2 separate regions of the Homo sapiens genome follow, and region 2 is linked to region 1. A link is a contact called in ENCODE Hi-C data. All regions are on one chromosome and are shown on one strand. The core of a region is the stretch at or near the end of the contact, and the rest is flanking DNA. Distances in the headings are between cores, read along the strand shown. Region 1 holds the start of EOLA2 (endothelium and lymphocyte associated ASCH domain 2). Region 2 holds the start of CETN2 (centrin 2).

Evidence for each region. Hi-C counts contacts between places; a loop is a spot of excess contacts on that map. Pooled maps may share reads with other maps.
Region 2: a loop to region 1 is called in a map of naive thymus-derived CD4-positive, alpha-beta T cell, with 15 times the contacts of the local background. The contact joins the promoter of CETN2 here to the promoter of EOLA2 in region 1. A Hi-C loop is called at or near these places in 1 of 168 maps with a recorded cell type or tissue (naive thymus-derived CD4-positive, alpha-beta T cell), 1 of 37 single-sample maps with no recorded cell type and 6 of 50 pooled maps.

Annotation. Positions count from the first base shown.
Region 1 is chrX:149,935,890-149,940,275 of GRCh38, reverse strand. EOLA2 (endothelium and lymphocyte associated ASCH domain 2) reads left to right here and starts at 1,785. Exons shown (of 5, transcript NM_001013845.2): 1 at 1,785-2,083; 2 at 2,796-2,843. It overlaps EOLA2-DT (EOLA2 divergent transcript), which reads right to left and starts at 1,728. Exons shown (of 12, transcript NR_027456.1): 1 at 1,490-1,728. RefSeq lists silencers at 540-599, 880-959, 1,070-1,339.
Region 2 is chrX:152,828,510-152,832,895 of GRCh38, reverse strand. It overlaps CETN2 (centrin 2), which reads left to right and starts at 2,139. Exons shown (of 5, transcript NM_004344.3): 1 at 2,139-2,188; 2 at 3,136-3,294; 3 at 3,619-3,747; 4 at 4,222-4,359. The coding sequence starts at 2,186. NSDHL (NAD(P) dependent 3-beta-hydroxysteroid dehydrogenase NSDHL) reads right to left here and starts at 1,833. Exons shown (of 8, transcript NM_015922.3): 1 at 1,779-1,833. RefSeq lists a silencer at 1,900-2,239.

The sequences.
Region 1 (4,386 bases), core at 536-3,035:
CTCCCACAGCTCTTTCCCACTGCCCCGCCCTGCTACCCCTTCATCACCGCTCCCAGCTCCGCCTCCTCTAGCCCCGTCTCGCTTCTCCTACCCCTCTGCCCACCCCAACAACCTTTCAGCTCTTTCCTCCAGCTCTGCACTAGCTCCTCCCCCGCAATTCTCACCCGCCAGCCTTGGTGCAGCTTGGCTCCTCCTTCTCCAGCTCTTTCCCGCAGCCCCGCCCCATCTGCTCCCACAGCGCTTTGCCACAGCCTCGCCCTGCTCCTCCTCCAGGAACGCCCGGCTTTCCCTCAGCTCCACCCTGCAGCTGAGCTGTGCACCAGGCCCTCCCACAGAGCTTTCTCGTGATTCCACCCTACACCTCCCCAAGCCGCCGCTCCCCTAAGCTGGTTCTCAGGAGTCCGCGGAGTCCTCCCGCAGCTGTTCCTCGCTCAATTGCCCACTGCCCCGGCCTGCTCCTCACACCACTGATGGCAAAGCCCCGACCCCAGACCCTCCCCAGTGGTTTCTCTCGGCCCGGCCCTACCCCGCCCCTCCAACGCCTGCTTCCAAGGCCCCGCCCCCAGCCCATCCTCAGCGGTTTCTCTCAGCTCCGCCCCGCCCCAGCCCCACCCGGCTCCTCCTGCGGCTGGTTAAAAGGCCCCGCCCCCAGCCGCTCCCCAATGGCTTCGCTCAGACCCGCCCTGCCCCGAACCCCCCCCTGCTTCTCCCGCGGCTGCCTCCGAAGCCCCGCCCCGCGCCGAGCCCCGCCTCTCCCCATCTCCTCCCTGTTTCTCCCGCGGGTGCTTCCAAAGCCCCGCCCCCAGCACCCCCCTCAGCGGTCTCTCTCAGCCCGATCCAACCCTTTTCTGAGCCCCGCCCTGTTTCTCCTGTGGCTGCGTGCAAACCCCACCCCCCAGCCCCACCCCAGAGGTTCCCCTCGGCCCTGCCCCGCCCCCCCAGCCCCGCTTCTCCAAAGGCTGTTTTCAAAGCCCCGCCCCCGAGCCCCTCCCCGGCGGTTCCCTCAGCCCCGCCCCACCCCTCCCCGAGCCCCAGCCCCCCCCGAACCCCGCCCCGCCCCACTCCTCCCCCAGCCCTGCCCTGCTTCTCCAGCACCAGCTTCCAAAGCCCCGCCCCCAACCCCTCCCCACTGGTTTCTTTCAGCCCCACCTTCCTCCTCTCACCAGCCCCCTCCCTCCCCGCGCTGGTTCTCAGGAGTCCGCGAGCTCCTCCTGCAGCCTCTCCTCGCCCAGATCGCCCATAGCCCCGCCCCCAATGGTTTCTCTCAGCCCCGCCCCACCCCCTCGAGTCCCCGCCCCATCCCAAGTCCCCGCCCCATCCCCTCAAGTCCCCGCCCCACTCTCAACCCCGCCCCAGCGGTTTCCTCACTCCCGCCCTTCCCCTCCCCCAGCTCCGCCCTCCTCCTCTCAGCCCCGCCCCCATCCCCTCCCCATTGGTTTCTCCCAGTTCCTTCCTGCTGGTCTCGCAGCTCTGGGCTTAAAAATCCTGCCTGGTGGTCTCGTCCCGCCCCTCCTCTTCCTCCCTCCGGTTCCTTTTCCTCCTTCCGGTTCTTGGTCTAGGCTGCCTGTCTCGAGCTCCCCGGCCTTGTCCTGGTTGGCTGGCGCGGGACAGGATCCGGTAAACTGAACAGCGTCTCCTTGTGGCAAGTGCGTGCGTACGTGCGTGGCGACGTCACTGCGTGGCTTCGTGAATACGTGGCTTCCTAGCGATTTGGCGGTGTATAGGCGTGGCTGAATACGGGCCTCCTGCGTACGTGCGTGGTGTACGTACGTGCGTGATTACGCGCACACGTACGTTCCTCATGAAAGGGACGACGGGAGCTGCATGAAAGCCGAAGTTATGGACCGCTAGCATCTGTCACTGGCCACCGGTTTCCGGGAGTAAGCGGCAGCTACCTTACAGCCCTGACACGAGCCGGGTGCTCTCTCTTCTCACCGCGGCCCACGTCTCCTCGCTGGCTCCGGTGGCCTCGCTGGGTCGCGAGGAGGCGGAGGACTGTACTCTGAGGCCAAAAGCCAGAGTCGGCCCTGAACGCCCACGACTCTCAGGGTCCAGAGGCCGTGAGACCGGCCGCGGCTGAAAGGTACCAGGGCCCCTGATGCCGGAGCCCGTGTGCTCGGCCCTCTTGCAGACGGTACTTGCGGGCTGGGGTTTCTTTCCCCTGGGTTTCGGGCAGAGAACCCGTGCGGGGCGCGCCCGAAGCGCCCTTTGGTGTCCCTTGCTCTCCCCATGGTCTCGGCCCCCCTCCTTCTAAGCGCGTGTACCCGCGACCTGCGTCTGCAAGTGCTGCTCCACACACAGCGGCCCCATCTCGGCCCGGTCTTCCCTGCCTCCCGCTTGGCCCCTGTGCTGTAAGCTCGCCTGGACCCCAGGCCGGGCGGTGCATAGCTCTGTGGCCTGTGGCCCCGTGCTCAGCATGACCTAACCAGAATTAAGCAGTGGACAATGGGATTTAGGCCCCCCAAACCCTCGTCCGATGACAATGGGAGGGGAAGTGTGATTTTTCTCCCCTCGGATGGAGCGTGCTCAGCTGTAGGAATGTGACTCAACTTGCTGAAATGATTTTCTGCTCTGCGGACTGGTGCACCCTGTGACCCAGACAGATGTGGAGGGTCCCACCGCTCTGATTAGCAGAACCAAACCGTGAGTGAGGTGCACATGTGTTACTCTTAGGACCGGCCCTCCCAGCTCTTGGTTTCCAATGCCTGCTGAGTAGAAGACCTTCCTAGGGCCATTAACCAGCTTTGCTGACTTGCATTTAATGACCTTTCCTCTTTATCTTCCTTGTTGTGCAGGTAAAGAAACCAAGTGGAAGAGTGTTTCCTCCTCTGGCCGTAAAGCAGGTACTCTCTGCAGCACCAGGTAGGAGGGGACTCAACCCCCTTCTTGCCTTTTCAGTTACATCAGTTCCTACTAGGGATTCCACACACACACAGTTGTTGTGATTTTGTGGTGATGACGAGAAAAGGGTTGGCTAAGAAACTGGGCGGCAGAAAAGAGGCAAACATTCACTGTAGCCATTTATCCCGATGGAAGTGGCCAGGCCCTGTGGGGGACATTCAGCCTCCGTCAGAAGTAATCCAGAACCAAGGAACCTGGTTATCTTTGGTCACTCATCAGAAGAATAATCATGCTCAGGGGCCACAAGTGTGTGAGGAAATGGCACCATGGATGGGTTGGTGGAGGGTACACGGGTGAGTCTTTGTGGAAAGTCATTTGCTGGCAGATATCAGCATCTTAGATGGGCGTGCCAGGCGGCCGAGGCATTTCCTTCAGCATGTCTTCACACAGCGAGTGTTAGAAGTAATGTCATTTCTAGTGGCAAAAGTGGGAAGCAACTTGTAACTCTCCATCAGTGGAGGAATGGTCAGGCAAATTATGAGACGACCAACAATGGGATATCACCCAGGCAGTGAAAAACAAGGTAGATGAAGATTGTCAGGTGGAAAGAATGGGCTTGATGTGCTGTCAAATGGCAAACTCGTGCCCTAGCCTGTGCAGATGTGTTGGGAACAGCAGTTTGCCAAGATGGCTGAAACAAAGGACCATAAAGGGGCTGGCTTAAAGAACAGACAATCATTGTCTCGCAGTTCTGGAGGATGGAAGTCTGAAATCAAAGTGGTGGCCAGGTTCGTTTGTTCTGTGGGCTGTGAAAGACAATCTGGTCTGTCCCTTTCTCTTAGCTGCAGGCGGCTGGCCGGCAATCTTTGGCACTCATTAGCTTGTAGAAGCATCTCCCTTATCTCTGCGTTTATCTTCTCATGGTGTTCTCCCTGTGTGCGTGACTGTCTCTCAAATCCCCCTTTTCATAAGGACGCCAGCCACATTGGATGCGGGTCCGCCCTGATGGCTTCAGTCTCACTTGATTGCCTCTGTAATGACTCTGTTTTTATATATAAGGCCACATTTTGAGGTGCTGGGGTTTAGGACTTCAACATACGCATTTTAAGAGGACACAATGCAACCCATCACAACTGACAAAGGCTCTGAGGTAGAAACAAGCTTGGCATGTTCCCTCAGGGGATGGAAGGCCTGTGTGGCTTCAGGGTGGTGAATAAAGGGGAGAGGAGAGGACGTGGCTGGGGTGGGAAACCAGATCAGGAGGGACCTTGAGTGCCCTGAGAGGAAGTGTGGATTCTGTGCTAGTTGGGGCAGGGAGCCCTTGAAAGGTTTCAGTAGAGGAGTGACATAATCTCATTGTCCCTGTACCAAGATCATTCCGATGGCAGTGTGGTCACAAGAGTGCAGAGGACAAGTGCTGGGGGGGGGTGGGGGTGCTATCAGGAGACTTCTTCAGAAGGCAGGGGGTTTTAGGGGATTGGATTGGGATTGTGGCCATAGAGATTATGGAAAGGGATCAGATTCAGTGTCGGTTTTGGACACAGT
Region 2 (4,386 bases), core at 890-3,389, 2.9 Mb before region 1:
GGGGTCAACTGTAATACTGCCTGAAGACCTGCTCAACATCAGGCCACTTTACATATAAGTAGTTCATCCCATTGAGATGCAAAAGTATCCCATCAGGTAGACAGTACTGGTCTCACTCAACAAATGAGAAACAGGCTCAGAGAGGTTAAGCGACTTGCCCAAGGTCACACAGCCTGCACACAGCCTGCGCAGAACTTGTGTTTTTCCCTTGTACTCTGTCAGGCTTCCGATCTGCAGGTTGACGGACTGGGAAGCAAGGTATGGAGGGACATTAAGCTAGAAGGGTTACCAGGGGCAAAACTGGGCAGAGGGATCACAGGCCAGGCTAAGGAGCCCTTTACGGTTCAGGCTCTGAAGGTTTAAGAGCAGGGAGATGCCCTGACCAGGGCCGTTCACTACGAAGATTAACCTGGTAGAGCAGGGAGGACTAGCTAGGTGAGAGCTGGGAAACAGGGGAGCTACTCATCAGTTGTCTAATATGTGCCCCTCTCTGTTCTAGGTCCTGGAGTACCAGTAGTGAATACAACAAAGATGCCTGCCCTCAGACAGCCTGCCTTCTAGTGGAGGGACAACAAAGAGCAAAACAAACAAGCAAAATATACAGTAGGTCAGAAGGGGATAAGAACTGTTGGAAAAAAAAGTAGAGCAAGGTGAGTGGCTTGTTTGTACTGGGGGCTGCAATACTTAAATAGGGTGCCTAAGAGGAGGCAGGCGGAGAGGACAACTGAGACAAAGATGAGAGGCAGGAGTGTGGCTGGCACATGAGGTTCAACCACAAAGCCAGTGTTCTGGGGCTGGAGTGAGCCAGACGAGAGAAGAGTTGTGGAGCGATGGAAGGGGACACGTCGTGCCAAGCTTTGGAGATCACAGTGAGAACTCTGGCTCGTACTACTTGGGGGGATGATGATGACCCAAAAGTCAGGAATCTGTTCACTGCTGAAGAGAGAAGAGGGCAAAGGGCAGCAGCTCCATTTAAAAGGTTCTAATAAGCCTCGGGCCTTTCTCTGTCTGAGAAACTTACTCTCTGCCCTCTGTCTCCCTAGATTACTGCCCCTATGCCTGGAGGAAAAACAGGTGAAGGCTAAAAGCCACGGGGATAGCTAAAGAGGGCAAACTGGACCTCCAGCTCCACTTCTGCAGGTCTATGTCAGTCCACAGCCCTTGCACACGCTCCCTTTTAATTCTCCAAGCATACCTCTCACTTCCAAAACTCCTGTGACTCTGCTGATGAGGGCGTCTCGGCCTGGAATGCTCCTCCTTATCTGCATTGTGTGGGTGTCAAAAAGAGTATATTTTGATGACCTCTCCCCGCCCCTCATGCTCGCTCACATCCCCCTCACTCCTTTCAAAGTCCGTTCCCAAAGGCCCCAGTTCACCGTCCTGGGCTGCTTTTAGCCAGGTAAGATCTAAAGTGATCCTCTCTTGGAACCTGGTCTGGGGCCTATACATCTGGGTCAGTCTAGGGGTGCTCTCGAAGGGCCACCCTCAAAGAGCGAGCCTCGGCTGGATTCAGTTCCTAGGTCCCAGCCGTCCGACCTCTGCGACAACACTCAGCACACCCCTTCCCCTCTCCGGGTCTCAGTTGCCCCGTGAGTACAGTCCCTGCTCCAACACGCAAGGTAATCGTTTCTGGCTGCTCTGATGCACTCGGTCCCTAAACTCAGCCTTAGGTCAACCCAGAAAGCACCCGACCCGGGCGACCCCGTAGCTCCCCACCCTCCCGCACTGCCCAGTCGCTGACACAGGGTGACCTCCAATGGCAAGGCCACGACTCTTACCCGTCCGTAGGCGCCCCCCTGTCTGGCCTCAGCTCGCAAGCAGGCTGCACCCACTGAACTCCAGGCCCGGACCGCCACCCTTTACTCCCCTCCCGCGTGAGCCGAGAATCAGCCGAGCTTCCTCCACCAAGAGGATTGGCCCAGCTCGGCGACGACTCAGCCAATTGGCGCTCACGGCGTGATCTTGCCCAATAAAGACGGGGCTCTGTCGCCAGCGTGCCCCTCCCCGCGCTGGGCCGGGGCTTTGCCAGGTTAGTCCCACCCTCTTCGGCCCTGCACCAATAGGGAGAGGCGGCGACGAGCGGACGGCCAATGGGGAGCGGGGCTGCGCGCGCGGGGCGGTGGGAACGGCGCCGAGTCAGTGTACACGTCGGTTGCCTAACAACCGGCAGCGGACTCCTTTGGCTATGGTGAGTGCTGCCGCTCTGTCGCGCCCCACGCCCAGCGGCTGAGCCCTTCCCAGGCCCCAGCTCGGCCACGCCGCCTCTCCTGCGCCTTTCTCGGCTTTAGCGCACCAGTCTTTCCTTTGAGCTCTTTCCCGGGAGAGTAGGGTACAGACGCTAACCAACCTACTGGGCCTGCGCTTCGCTGCTGCCTCCTCTTCACCCACAACAGGCCCACACCCGCCCCTCGGGCTCCCCTTGCATTCCCTGATCCCCTCGGTGAACCTCCCTGGGCAAAAAAGACTCGAATCCCTCACAGGCCCCTGACTCTCTCAGACCTTGGCCCCCTGGCCTCCTCATTCTGCCAAAATTTCCACACACAGCTGGGAAAAGGTGTATCGTGTTCTGTTACAATGTTTTTTACAATTTAAATACAGGGGCATTCAGGGGATGCTTTAGCTTCTTGGAGAAGGCACGAAGGTGCCAGATGGATTGAGTTTTATTACTCGGTACTGACACAATATACATCTTAACAACTTACTAATATTTGGCCAAATCTAGAAGTAATTGGGAAGTCGGAGTACTTACTGGGAAGGGGAGTACTGGGAGTGGGCATCGTAAGACTGTTTTCAGAACCAGGATCCCCACGTTCGGGAAGAGCTGATTATCTCTAGTTATTCACAGTCATCTTCTTGACTGGCTCTCTTTTGGGATGATTTTCAGTAAGAGGTGTCCTTACTGAACAAGTGATCTCCCTGCTTCTAGAAACAACAGTAAAGAAAAGGGAGGGGTAGAAGTTCATGGAAAGATTCATTGTTCTTGCCAGTAAACCCTGTTATCTTTCTTTTTAAGCAAAGCTTTGGAATTGGTTATATAAATGACTTTAAAAATACATATGGGTGTCTGTAACTATGTTATGTAAATATGGACTGTATGATATATTATTGTGCTTGTGTATTGCATAACATATAAAGGCCTCCAACTTTAAGAAGGCAAACATGGCATCAAGTTCTCAGCGAAAAAGAATGAGCCCTAAGCCTGAGCTTACTGAAGAGCAAAAGCAGGAGATCCGGGAAGCTTTTGATCTTTTCGATGCGGATGGAACTGGCACCATAGATGTTAAAGAACTGAAGGCAAGCTCTGTGCATTCCTGCCGTACTGCCCTTCCTTTCCTCTGCCTCTTCCTTGTCATCTCCCTATCACCTCTCTACCCCTTTTGCCCTCTTCTCCCTGCAGTAAGTAACAGGGGAGGTTGTACTGTGCTGTTTTCCTGTCTTTACTTACTTTGAGTATTATTCAATAAAATTGATTGCAAATATCAATTAGATCAATGTCATAGTGTTCCCCAATCATATTAACATGACCACATCAGATGCTGGCTTAATGCTCTCAACACTGTTATTTTTGCTCCTGCTACTTTAGATGTGCTTATTGAGACGATCCTGTTTTCTTTATAGGTGGCAATGAGGGCCCTGGGCTTTGAACCCAAGAAAGAAGAAATTAAGAAAATGATAAGTGAAATTGATAAGGAAGGGACAGGAAAAATGAACTTTGGTGACTTTTTAACTGTGATGACCCAGAAAATGGTAAGTAGCTAAGACAATTATCATGGTATGGAGCCCCAGTCATCTGCAGAGGTCCATGGCGTCTTCCTGTTAAAACAGTCATGTGACCACAGAGCAGTCCAGGTAGCAACTGCATCAGGAGGCCTGCCCTCCCATCATGTTACTTTGGGCTCCCAAAACAAGCCCTTGTGCTTCTTTCTCAAGACTTCCAAGCAGATACCTCTTCCCACAGAATTCCAAATCAGTTAGGAAATAGATATGGGATAGGGAGAGATATAGCGATAGGTAGCAAACGTCACCTTGGATGGAGTGCCTGGCTTGCCTGGTGTTTCTTTGAGGCCAAAATGGGCTTCCTGACACTTGCCGCAAGTCTAGACTCGAGTTACATTGTTAAAAAGGAAAGGGTGACCTGACCAGGCAGTGGCAGGGCTACAGGACAGTAGTAACCAACCGTGGTGTCCCCCTACTCATGTGTTTTATGTTCTACTTGTTAAGTCTGAGAAAGATACTAAAGAAGAAATCCTGAAAGCTTTCAAGCTCTTTGATGATGATGAAACTGGGAAGATTTCGTTCAAAAATCTGAAACGCGTGGCCAAGGAGTTGGGTGAGAACCTGACTGATGAGGAGCTGCAGGTTTGTAATGCATCACACTGGAACTTA